Regions from separate parts of the Homo sapiens genome. Here region 1 is linked to region 2. A link is a contact called in ENCODE Hi-C data. All regions are on one chromosome and are shown on one strand. Each heading gives the region's core, a stretch centred on a gene start or an enhancer-like site at or near the end of the contact. The rest is flanking DNA. Distances are from core to core; before and after follow the strand shown.

What was found. Hi-C counts contacts between places; a loop is a spot of excess contacts on that map. Pooled maps may share reads with other maps.
Region 1: a map of naive thymus-derived CD4-positive, alpha-beta T cell shows a loop between it and region 2 (34-fold over the local background). The contact joins the promoter of CDC26 here to the promoter of INIP in region 2. A Hi-C loop is called at or near these places in 2 of 168 maps with a recorded cell type or tissue (CD4-positive, alpha-beta memory T cell and naive thymus-derived CD4-positive, alpha-beta T cell) and 12 of 50 pooled maps.

What each region holds. Positions count from the first base shown.
Region 1 is chr9:113,273,936-113,279,637 of GRCh38, forward strand. CDC26 (cell division cycle 26) reads right to left here and starts at 1,637. Exons shown (of 4, transcript NM_139286.4): 1 at 1,447-1,637. PRPF4 (pre-mRNA splicing tri-snRNP complex factor PRPF4) reads left to right here and starts at 1,723. Exons shown (of 14, transcript NM_001244926.2): 1 at 1,723-1,835; 2 at 2,613-2,790; 3 at 5,010-5,196. The coding sequence starts at 1,809. RefSeq lists enhancers at 748-1,603, 1,371-1,710.
Region 2 is chr9:112,716,289-112,722,506 of GRCh38, forward strand. INIP (INTS3 and NABP interacting protein) reads right to left here and starts at 1,829. Exons shown (of 5, transcript NM_021218.3): 1 at 1,699-1,829; 2 at 173-253. The coding sequence starts at 197. RefSeq lists an enhancer at 1,411-1,510 and a silencer at 1,881-2,040.

The sequences.
Region 1 (5,702 bases), core at 387-2,886, 560 kb after region 2:
CAACCCCCCAACTGAGTTTAATATCTGTTGATGGCATCATTTGTATATTCTCCACAGCATCCCCTAGAGTGTATCTATAAAAACAGTCAGTAAATGTTTGTTGACTAGAAGGTGAGATCATTCTTGAGCACCGTGCTGTTTTTCCATTCCCATTCTTTACATTCTTATTTTAACACAAAAACCCTGTGAAGTTGACAAAATGATTCCTATTTCACACATAAAGAAGTCATCGAAGCAAGCTGTTCAGTTTGGTTAATAATTTTAGCCTCCTATAAAAATTATAAAGGTCAACATGATAAGCATTAAGTGAAAATGATGGAAGTGAAAACTCCTTGAAAGTATGTACAGATACAAATTATTACACGTATCTAGGATGAAACTAAGGACTGTGAAGTATACAAAGGAAGAAATAGTTCCTTCTCCCATGAAGCTTAGGATACTACAGGTGATATTATCAACACAAAACACTGGCACATTACATTTCAAATTCCTTTGTACTAAATCAGGCATTATCTTCTACCAGATTCCAATGCAGACAAATGGTAGAGAAAGCCAAAGTTCCAAAGAGGGAAAGAGAGGGATAGGGATACCTAAAAGGGGGAAAAAAAAATCTATACATTTTACCTTTTCTGCAAACTGCAAAAAACTGGCCACTAGGGAGCAGTATAGATTAACAGTTAAAAGTGCTGGCTGTAGAGGTTAAAGGGCACAGGTTTTAATCCCACTACACCACCGATCCTGAACAATTCGTTTCATTTCTCACTAGACCTTAGTTCCCTCATCTGTATCCTACTCTGCTGTTGTAGGAAGTCAATAACGTAATACAGAGTAAGCTCTTGGAATATTATTTGGCATTTAATAAATGTTCAATAAATAACATCTATTATTGCTGTAATTGTTCTAGGGGGTTGCATGAGGATCTGGCCAGCTAGGGAAACGTCAATATTTTGAGGATCTCCCACCGCCCATGTGGGGATAAAAACCTTATCCTGTTCGTCTCTAATGCCCCAGCATCCAGCAGGGCAGAGAGACGTACAGAGTTACCTGACACCTTCCTATCCATCATCTTACTCTCAATCTGATACAAAGACCAGGCTGAAGACAAATCAACAAAATCAGGCCGAAGCTCCTCCGCCGGGTCTTTATTTGACTTTGGCACTAGCGGGCTCTTCTAGCTTAATCTCCCGCCGCAGCCCAAATCCACCGCCGAGCCATCAAGCTCAGAGGGGGAGCCTGGGAAGACTTCCGGACCATGGAGGAGAACAGTCCTCGTCCCCTAGCTCCAGGCCTGTACCTCGGAGCCCAGGCAAGGGTTTCTATGGTAACATGGTCCTCGGCTCCAAGAAGACGTAAACGCCCCCGTACGCCCGGGGGGCACAGCGGACCCCGGAAGCCCTTGACTCGCTCCAGAGTTCAGCCCCGAGCCGCGCGAGTCGACTCACCTACCTCTTTTCAAGCCGGCCTAGCCCCTTCCCGGAACCTCGGCTCCCCCCCAACGAAACTACTGCTAAGCCAACTGGACTACACTTCCCAGACTGCTTGGAGCCTCTCTCTCCGCAGAACCTCGTCTTCCGCGAGCTTTTCCTGGAGGTTCTAGGAGGGATGCCCCTCAATGCCACGACGCCATTTCCTACTACGACTTCCATCATGCTCCGCGCCGCTCCGGGGGCGGTGACCCCTCTTGGCCCACGTCTTGTCAGTGACGCACTTCCTGTCAGTGACGCACTTCCCCTCTGCTGGGCGCGCGGTGGACGGTCTGAAAGGGAGTGTTCGGGTTTCGCTGGGGCCTCGCGGCTCCAGAGCCCAGCATGGCTTCCTCGCGAGCCTCTTCCACGGTACAGAGCCCGGGATCCCAGCTCACTCTGGCAGGGAGCGCTAAGGGGGAAGGGGATCTCTGCGGGAAGGGGCCGTTAAGGAGCGGGAGAAGGCGGTGGAGGGCTGAGGAGGAAGGCTGCGGGACTCAGCGGTGTCCTACACAGCGGACCACCGTTTTCCTGATCCCTAAGCGCTTTCGTGGACTGTAGCTTATTTGCACCTCTCCCACTACAGCCCCAAAGGGCAAGCATCTCTTCCGACTCATCCAGTAACGGTGCTCTGAAATAGGGAAGTGTCTTGGCCAAGGTTTATGCCTTTGGCAGATCTCAGAATTTTAATGAGACCTACTAACTCCTACTACCTCACGTCTAGGAACGTTTGAAATGTATACACTTGTAATGTTGTAACTTGTTATCCTTTAGCACCGCGTTGGTTATTTCATCTATCCTTAGTATTTCCCCAGTGATAAGCAGTAATCCGGGAAGCATAAAACACGAGATTGAACACTTCCAACGGAATGAAGTAAACAGATTTCAGAGCAAACCTTTCATAGGAAAATACCCGAGAGAACCTCACTAGTTTTATTAATCCCATCAACCAAAGTGAGGGACTGAAACACCCTCACCCTACCTTCACCTCCTCAAATCAATGAAGAGCGTCTTAAGTAGTGTCCAATTTGTCCTTTCAATTACAGAGGAAACAGGACTGTGAAACTCAGGGTGAGCTTCATCCTCTGGTGAAGTCCGGTAAATTGCCAAGATTAAACCTTAGTTTAATGCAGATCTTTGATTTAGCAGGCAACCAAAACTAAAGCACCCGACGACTTAGTTGCTCCGGTCGTGAAGAAACCACACATCTATTATGGAAGTTTGGAAGAGAAGGAGAGGGAGCGTCTGGCCAAAGGAGAGTCTGGGATTTTGGGGAAAGACGGACTTAAAGCAGGGATCGAAGCTGGAAATATTAATATAACCTCTGGTAAGATGCAAATTGTGAGCCCATCTTTACCTCTTTGTGTAATGAATACCTTTCTAAACTTAAATACCACAGTTTTATAATGTCAAAAAATTACAATTTTTTTTTTTTTAAACAGAGTCTCGCTCTGTCGCCAGGCTGGAGTGCAGTGGTGCGATCTTGGCTCACTGCAACCTCCGCCTCCCGGGTTCAAGCAGTTCTCCTGCTTCAGCCTCCCGAGTAGCTGGGATTACAGGCGCACACCACCACGCCCGGCTAATTTTTGTATATTTAGTAGATATGGGGTTTCACCATGTTGGTCTGGCTGGTCTCAAACTCCTGACCTTGTGATCCGCCCGCCTCGTCCTCCTAAAGTGCTGGGATTACAGGTGTGAGCCACTGTGCCCGGCAGAATTTCAATTCTTAAACTTGCAGCTATAAGGCTGTATTTTGCCTACCCCCTTATTATCATGCAGAGAGCCTTTTTCTTACAATCTGTTATATAGTTTTTCTTCTATGAGTGAGCAGTCTTATCAAAAATTCAGTGTACATTTGGATTCAGATTGATTCCATTTGTCTTCTGGAGATCTAACATAGTTCTGGCATTGGTTTGCAGCTAGAGTGGTTCATGATATTCTCCCTTTTGAAGTTTTGTAATTATTTTTTACCCAAAGTGAAATCTTTTTGTGTGTGTGTGTGTGTGTGACAGGGTCTCACTCTCTTGCCCAGGCTGGAATGCAGTGGCGTAACCTTGGCTCACTGCAACCTCTGCCTTTTGTGTTCAAGGGATTCTCCTGCCTCAGCCTCCCGATTAGCTGAGATTACAGGTGCCCGCCACCACACCCAGCTAATTTTTGTATTTTTAGTAGAGACTGGGTTTCACCATGTTGCCCAGGCTGGTCTCCAACTCCTGACCTCAAATGATCCGCCCACCTCGGCCTCCCAAAGTGCTGGGATTACAGGCGTGAGCCACTGCACCTGACTGAGCTATCTTTTTTTATTATAAAAGTAATAGTGGCCAAGCCTGGTGGCTCACACCTGTAATCCCAGCACTTTGGGAGGCTGAGAAGCGGGAGTCTGGCTTGAGCCCAGGAATCCAAGACCAGCCTGGGCAAATAGTGATACCCCATCTCTACAAAAAGTAGAAAATTAGCTGGGCATGGTGACACGTGCCTGTATTCCCAGCTAATTGGGGTTCTGAGGTGGGGGTTCAAGGCTGCAGTGAGTCATGACTGTGCCACTGCACTCCAGCCTGAACAACAGAGCGAGACCCTGTCTCAAAAAAAAAAGTTATTTTCTTTTAAAAGATCAATGTATAAATGTGTGAAGTAGAAAATCCTGTATTTTTAAAATTAATTGATTGTATATCTTTCTGAGAATTTTAATACAGCTAAAAAGTATGTAATTTTTTCCATAAATGAAAACACAATACGTAAATTGTTGTATAACCCCCATTTTTCATTTATATACCATTGAGGATATCTTTCCATGTCAGTAATGAGAGGTCTACTATATTTTAAAAATAAAATTATGCATATTTGTCCTAAGAAATTCAGACAATGCCAAAGGGCATAAAATGAAGACTCCTCTGCAGTAGGGACATCTGTCAGGTTTCTTATTGATCCTCCCACACATTTTCTAAACACATGCACTGTAGCCTAGTGACTTTTTAAACTTTTAATACTGTTTTTAAACATAACGTCACCACTGTACCTCTCATTTTTTATCACACTTGTATTTTGGTGTGGGTTTCAAAACTATTGCTAGATTATCCAGAAATCCTTATAGTTGTGGAACTCTCATTTTCCTGGTAATTATTTGCAGTTTAGTAGTTAATGATTTGTTAAGTATCCCTATACTGGGTCTCCTTTCGAGAATAAATAGCTTTGGCTGTTGTTACAATAATGTTTCTGTTACATCTTCTGGATAGACAGCCTAGTTAACTCATTTGCAAAAGATGTTCTGTACTCTTACTTGCTGGTCTCAGCCAAAGTGTGTGTTTATATAGGCACAAAGTTAATAAATGAAACAAGAGGTGGCTTGAACCATTTTCTTGCCTTTTGAAGCTGTGTCATTTAGGTTTATGTGTTTGGCATAATTTAATAAACTGAAAAACAGTAAACTATAAAATGTGTAATAGACAGTTACTTTTCCCTCAGGGCATACACAGACTGCAATTACTAGAAATTATTTCTCTCTATTTGAAGAAGATCTGCTGATGTTGCCTGTTTTCTTTTTAATAGGAGAAGTGTTTGAAATTGAAGAGCATATCAGCGAGCGACAGGCAGAAGTATTGGCTGAGTTTGAGAGAAGGAAGCGAGCCCGGCAGATCAATGTTTCCACAGATGACTCAGAGGTCAAAGCTTGCCTTAGAGCCTTGGGGGAACCCATCACACTTTTTGGAGAGGGTCCTGCTGAAAGAAGAGAAAGGTTGCCTTTCTAAATATTTACTTTTTTTCTTTATTATAATCACAGGGTTCTACTCCAAATTTTGGTTGATCATTTAGTTGAACTTTAATAGAATGTCTCAAATCATGTTAACAATATCTTACTGTGTTTATATGAGTTAGCCCATAATCTGTCTTAGGCCAATTTTTACCGCACTATTAATGTTTCTTTTTTGTGTTTGTTCGTTTTTGTTTTGTTTTGTTTTGTTTTGTTTTGTTTTGTTTTGTGTTTTGAGACAGAGTCTTGCTCTGTCACCCAGGCTTGAGTGCAGCGTCGTGATCTCGGCTCACTGCAGCCTCCGCCTCCCGGGTTCAAGCGATTTTCCTGCCTCAGCCTCCCAAGTGGCTGGGATTACAGGCACCTGCCACCACATTTTTCTTTTTTGTATTTTTAGTTATTTTTTATATTTTTGTATTTTTAGTAGAGACAGGGTTTCACCATGTTGGCCAGGCTGGTCTTGAACTCCTAACCTCAAATGATTTACCCAC
Region 2 (6,218 bases), core at 579-3,078:
GACTTGGCCTCCCAAAGTACTGGGATTACAGGCGTGAGCCACCGCTCCCGGCCTGCTATTCATTTTTTAAATTCTGGCTACAGTAACTGCCCTATGCTAAATTTTCTCTTATTCAAATACATTTACTATATTGGGGAAATGTTCATAGTAAAGAAATTCCTGCTGTCATTACCTTGTCCTGAAGAGTTTGCTGCCATTTTCCTATTTTGTTTCAAGTATGTCCAGTGGCAATTGGTCAGCACTTCACAATCACCTATAAAATATGTGTACACACATATACAATGCACCATATTTTAATCACAAACTAAAAGGAACAGCTAGCCTCCTTACAATGAAATGTTTGCTGTTTCTTAATCTCTTCAGAAAGATACATTTGTGCCGGGCGCGGTGGCTCACGCCTGTAATCCCAGCACTTTGGGAGGCCGAGGCGGGCGGATCACGAGGTCAGCAGATCGAGACCATCCTGGCTAACATGGTGAAACCCAGTCTCTACTAAAAATAAAATTAAAAAAAAAAATCAGCCGGGTGTGGTGGCAAGCGCCTGCAGTCCCAGCTACTCGGGAGGGCGAGACGGGAGAATCACTTGAACCCGGGTGGCGGAGGTTGCAGTGAGCCGAGATCGCGCCACTGCACTCCAGTTTGGGCCACAGAGCGAGACAGCGAGACTCGGTCTCAAAAAAAAAAAAAAAGAAAAGAAAGAAAGATACATTTGAAATGTACACAGACTGAAACAAATGTAAACTCTGCTAGTGCCTCAAGCATTTAATTAAATACGGCATTGTTTATTCTTGCAGATGTTCATACCATTTAGCATTACTGTCTTTAATAAACGTCATTAGGTTGTATTTACCAAATATATCAACCAATTGATAGAGTCAATATAATCATGGTGCTAGGAAGAAAAATCATTCATCTATGGTGTCTCTGCATTCGTCTAAAACACATACCCAAAAACTACTGTGTACACTGAAAGCTAAAAAAGGTAAAGGAGTACTGTATCTGCTCTGCACCATACACTGTGTAACATGCTCGAAATTAGTTCCTTTATTTATTTATCACCATTTTATAGATGAGGAAACCGTACCCAGGGTCATAGAGCTAGTAGGAATTATTTGGGCTGCTGGTTTCCAAACTTCGTGCTTTCGTACTAAATCCTGGGGAGATCCAAGATGAGCAAGACCCTAATCCTGCTTTCAGAAGGGAAAATAAAGTCTTATTCAAGCAACCATACTATTAATTAAAAAAAAAAAAAGCTTAACAAACCCGCTCTTTAAAAGGTGGGCACAGTGCCGGAGGCAAAGAATTGATTTCATTGGCAGCAAAGAGTGATGCCTTAGTCTAGGGAGCCCGGGAAAGACACAAGGGATAGAAAACAGACACCGGTTTTTAGTAAATGAATCGTTAGGTGTCTCCAGCGGCTGAAACACAGAGCGAGCAATGCGGGGTTAGGACTGGAGGACAACAGGGCCATCTTGTGACAGGGTAGACTGGCGTGCCAGAAAGGTCCCTGCCTACGGATGTGCAGAGCCGGCTGGGCCCGGGCTGTGAACGAGACGAAGGAAGCAAGTAGGAGCCAGAAATGTTAGGTGGCAAGGTCGGAAGGGAGGTCGCTGCCTGTAGCAACAAAGACGGCGGCGACAGGTTAGCACCGGAGCCACACTTTTCTATTGCCCGGTGCCTCCAGACTGTCGTACTTACCTGGGACCCGAGGACACCGGGACCGCCTCTCCTTACAATCGCTGCTCTTAAAGGGGGCGCGACCACTTAGGCAAGAGGAGCTCAACTCGCGGCACTACAACCTTCCCGCCCCCGCTGCGCTTCCGCCTCCTGACTGACGTGCGCCCCAGGGAGCGGAAACCCCGCCTCCCGCCGGGACCCAACGGCCACCGCCCGTCGTGATTCGCACTTTAGCGGCCACCTCAGTGCAGACGTCACTTTTTTTTCCAAAGAGTGACAGTCGAAGAGGCTCACGGGAGATGCAAACGGTACTTTTGGGGGCTGGGCCAGGGTGGGGCGTGGCCCGGGGCGGGGGAGGGGCGGGGCTGCCAGGCAGGGGCGGGACGGAGAACACCTGGGTCCCTAGCACCAAGACTGGCTTTTTATTCATTGCCACCGCCTGGCCGGTCTTGCGACGGTGCGAGTCCACCTCGGCTGGGCCTCGGAGGAGGGGCGACTCTAGAAGCTAAACTCGCTTTCGAGCTTTAACAACCATCTCGGATTGCGCATCCGCACACACACACACACACACACACACACACACACAAATTCAGGAATATTTTTTGTCTACAGTTTACATAATTATACACAATGAAAGCACTGAATATGGAGGATTTTTATTACAGTGCAATAATCTGCATTTAAGAAGTGGATGTGCCACATCGCAGAACACCAAGTTGCCACTAGTGGGATCACCTGCTGCCCACCTGATTCCAGCACAGTAGATAGCTACACATTTGAATTAAAAGGTAATCGTATATTGACATGTGTTCAAATTGCACTCTTTTTAATTTAAAAAAATATTTTTTATGGTGACAGTGTCTCGCTTTGTTGCCCAGGCTGGTCTTGAACTCCTGGCCTCAAGGGATCTGCCCACCTCAGCCTCCCAAAGTGCTGGGATTACAGGCGTGAGCCACCTGCCCTGCTTAAAATTGCAGTGTCTTAATCTCTTCCGAAAGATACATTTGAAAAACGCACAGACTTAAATCACAAATGTAAGCTCCCCAAGCGCCTCAAGCATTTAATTAAATAGAATGGATAATGAATTTGAACATATGTTTTTAATAATTGATGTTTGCTCAAGAGTAAAATGTTTATGATGCACAATTTTCTTGTGCATGGATCAATGACTGAAATAATCGTTTCAATATCAAGTATTTATTTACTGAAAACCAAGCATGTATTTACTCTATACCAAGCAGCTATTGAGTGCCTTCTACAATGCGAGGTGCTTCCTGTGCATCAGCTCTGGTCCTGCTGTTCCCTGATTTATATTTGAGACTCATGTTTCTTGCTCTATGTCAAGTAGCGAGCTAAGATTCAAATTTAAAGATCTGCCAGATGCTAAGGCCTGAGTTCTTAAATCTCACACATTGCCTCTGCTCTGGAGGAATGAATTCCTCTGAGACCAGTTCTTGCTGACTTGACTTTAATCCAGATATAAAGCCTAACACATGAGCATTTTGATGGTAGGCCAGGAGTCCTTTCAGTTAAGAGGACTTGGTGAGTTCTAGTATGACTAAAAAGATGACTGAGATCTATATGGCTGATAGAACCTTAGAATTTTTTTTTGTTTTGTGGCCTAGCTAATATAGAAACTAGGGCACAGAAAGTTCCAGTCTAAGTTTCAAATGGACATTCTGAACAAAGCTTATTTAAGGAGGTGGGAGTAAAAACAGTTCTAACCCTAAACAACATTTTATAATTTCTTAGCAAATTCAGCCTCTGAGAGTTGAAAGAACATTATCAGGAGAAAGATAAATTTAACTTGCTGCCAATTCTTTTGCCTTTTACTTGGTAGGTCATAGCCCTTGAAACCCTTCTGTCTTCTCCTAGAGTTTTTGGAACTTCTGCCTCATTGTGTTAACCTCTAACACAGTGGTTAATAGTGAGTCAGTTTACTTGAATGCAAATTCGAGCTTTGCCACTTAATGATGGTGAGCCCTGGTTTAACCTTTTGGTGCCTCTGTTTTGTCATCTATAAAATGGGAATAAAAATAAGTGATTGGGTATACGTAAATCACTTAGAATAGCACCTGGCACATAATAAGAACTCAATAAATGTTGACTATTAGAATATAAACAATGAACAATCTGTTTTACTGGGTGTCTTGGCAAGTGGTCAGTAGATCAGCTGAGCCTGGGTGTGGTGGCTCATGCCTGTAATCACAGCACTTTGGGAGGCCAAGGCAGGAGGATTGCTTGAGACCAGCCTGGGCAATATAGTGAGACCTCATCTCTAGAAAAAAATCTAAAAAATTTGCCAGGTACGGTGGTGGGTGCCTGTGGTCCCAGCTACTTAGGAGGCTGAGGTAGGAGGATTGCTTGAGCCCGGGAGGTCAAGGCTACAGTGAGCTATGATTGCGCCACTGCAGTCCAGCCAGGGCAACAGAGCAATAGACCCTGTCTCCAAAAAAAAAAAAAAAAAAAAGAAAAAGAAAAAAAAAAAAGAAAAAAAACGTCAGCTGAGAAATATACTAGGGGAAAGTCCAAGACAGAAGGAGTGCATGTTATAGCCCCTTGGCTCTATTAACTGATAGCTGTCTGTGAATTACTTTATCCTGAAACCACTGTGGTTACAGACCTTCAGTATCAAGGTAGAGTTGACAGTAGTTCCTAATTTCCAACTGAAACCACTCTAACCTCCTTTTCTGGTATTTTGTGATAAAGTATTTGGGGATCTGCATGAGGCTAGACAACCTTTAAAATCAAGTGTGTAGCAGTTTGAGACAATTACTGTATTAGTTATCTATTGCTGTGTAACAAATTACCCTGAATCTTGGCAGTTTAGAACTTGGGTTTAGAACCTGGCCCTGCACTTACTGGGTGAACACTTAGACAAGTTATTTGTCTGTTCCTCAACCTCCTTATCTGTGGAAAGGGGTATTAAAAGCACCTACCTTATGCCATTGTTTTAAAGATTAAATAAAATCAAACCAGATGCCTCATACCTATAAGCTATTATTTTCTATTAAACATTAACTCATTAGAGTATTAAAACAATATGAAACATCATGAAGATTTTGTACAACCAAATGTGGTGGCCTCCAAGATGGCCCTCCTGTTGTCATCCCTTCCCACATTGAATAAACTTGACCCAAGTAACCAATGGGATATTGTGGAAGTGTCAGTATGTGACACTGATTGCAGTTGCTACCTTGGCCTCTTTTGGGTCACTTGCTCTAAGGAAGCCATGTATATGTCATGAGGTCACTAAAGCAGTCCATTTGGAGAGCCCAATAAAGAGGAACTGAGGCAAGCCTTCCACCAACAAACCAGCACCAAGTTGCCAGTCAAGTAGTGTTCCACCTTGGAAGTGGATCTTCCAGCCCCAGGCAGGCCTTCAGATGACTGCAGCTCTGGCTGACATCTTGATTGCAGCCTCGAAAGCAATCCTGAGCCAGAACCACCGAGCTAAGCTGTTCACAAATTTCTAATCCACAGAAACTATGTAGGATAGTAAATATGGCTTGTTTGTAGTTGTTTTTGTTGGTTTTTGAGACAGAGTCTCACTCTGTCACCCAGGCTGGAGTGCAGTAGTGTGGTCTTGGCTCACTGCAACCTCTGCCTCCGGGTTCAAGCGATTCTCCCGCCTCAGCCTCCCAAGTAGCTGCGACTACAGGCACATGCCACCACACCCAGCTAATTTTTGCATTTTTAGTAGAAACGGGGTTTCACTATGTTGGCTAGGCTGATCTCGAACTCCTGACCTCGTGACCTGCCCACCTTGGCCCGGCAAAGTGCTGGGATTACAGGTGTGAAGCACCGCGCCCGTCCAGACTAGCCTTTTTAAAAATAAACATTCAAGAATGTTCTAAAATAGGCCGGGCACGGTGACTCACACCTGTAATCCCAGCACTTTGGGAGGCTGAGGCAAGCAAATCACCTGAGGTCGGGAGTTCGAGACCAGCCTGACCAACATGGAGAAACCCCATCTCTACTAAAAATGCAAAATTAGCCAGGCGTGGTGACACATACCCGTAACCCAGCTACTCAGGAGTCTGAGGCAGGAGAATTGCTTGAACCCAGGAGTCGGAGGTTTCGGTGAGCCAAGATTGCACCATTGTACTCCAGCCTGGGCAACAAGAGGGAAACTCTTGTCTCAAAAAAAAAAAAAAGTTCTAAAATAAAATGTAAAAAACACCACAATGCCTTTTACCCCTCTCTGTACCACTACCTTCTATGCAGAAGATTTCTGACCATTATTAGCCTTGGAGGATTATCTAATTAAGGGAGATGGTAGGATTCATTTAGAATGAATTCTCCACATGGGCAATGATATTATCTAGAATGATAAGAAGAAAGACTGAGCCAGGGGCCAAAGTCCTCCATGAATATGTCAGTAGATGACAGCAATGAGAAGAGGATAAAGATGGTATAACCAGATGTACCTGCTTCTAAAGATTTGGAGTTTTTACATGATGGAGGAAGATGTATAGTTTGGAATTGAGAGTGTGGATTCTGGAAATACTGAAGCACCCTTCCCCTAACCCCATGCCATG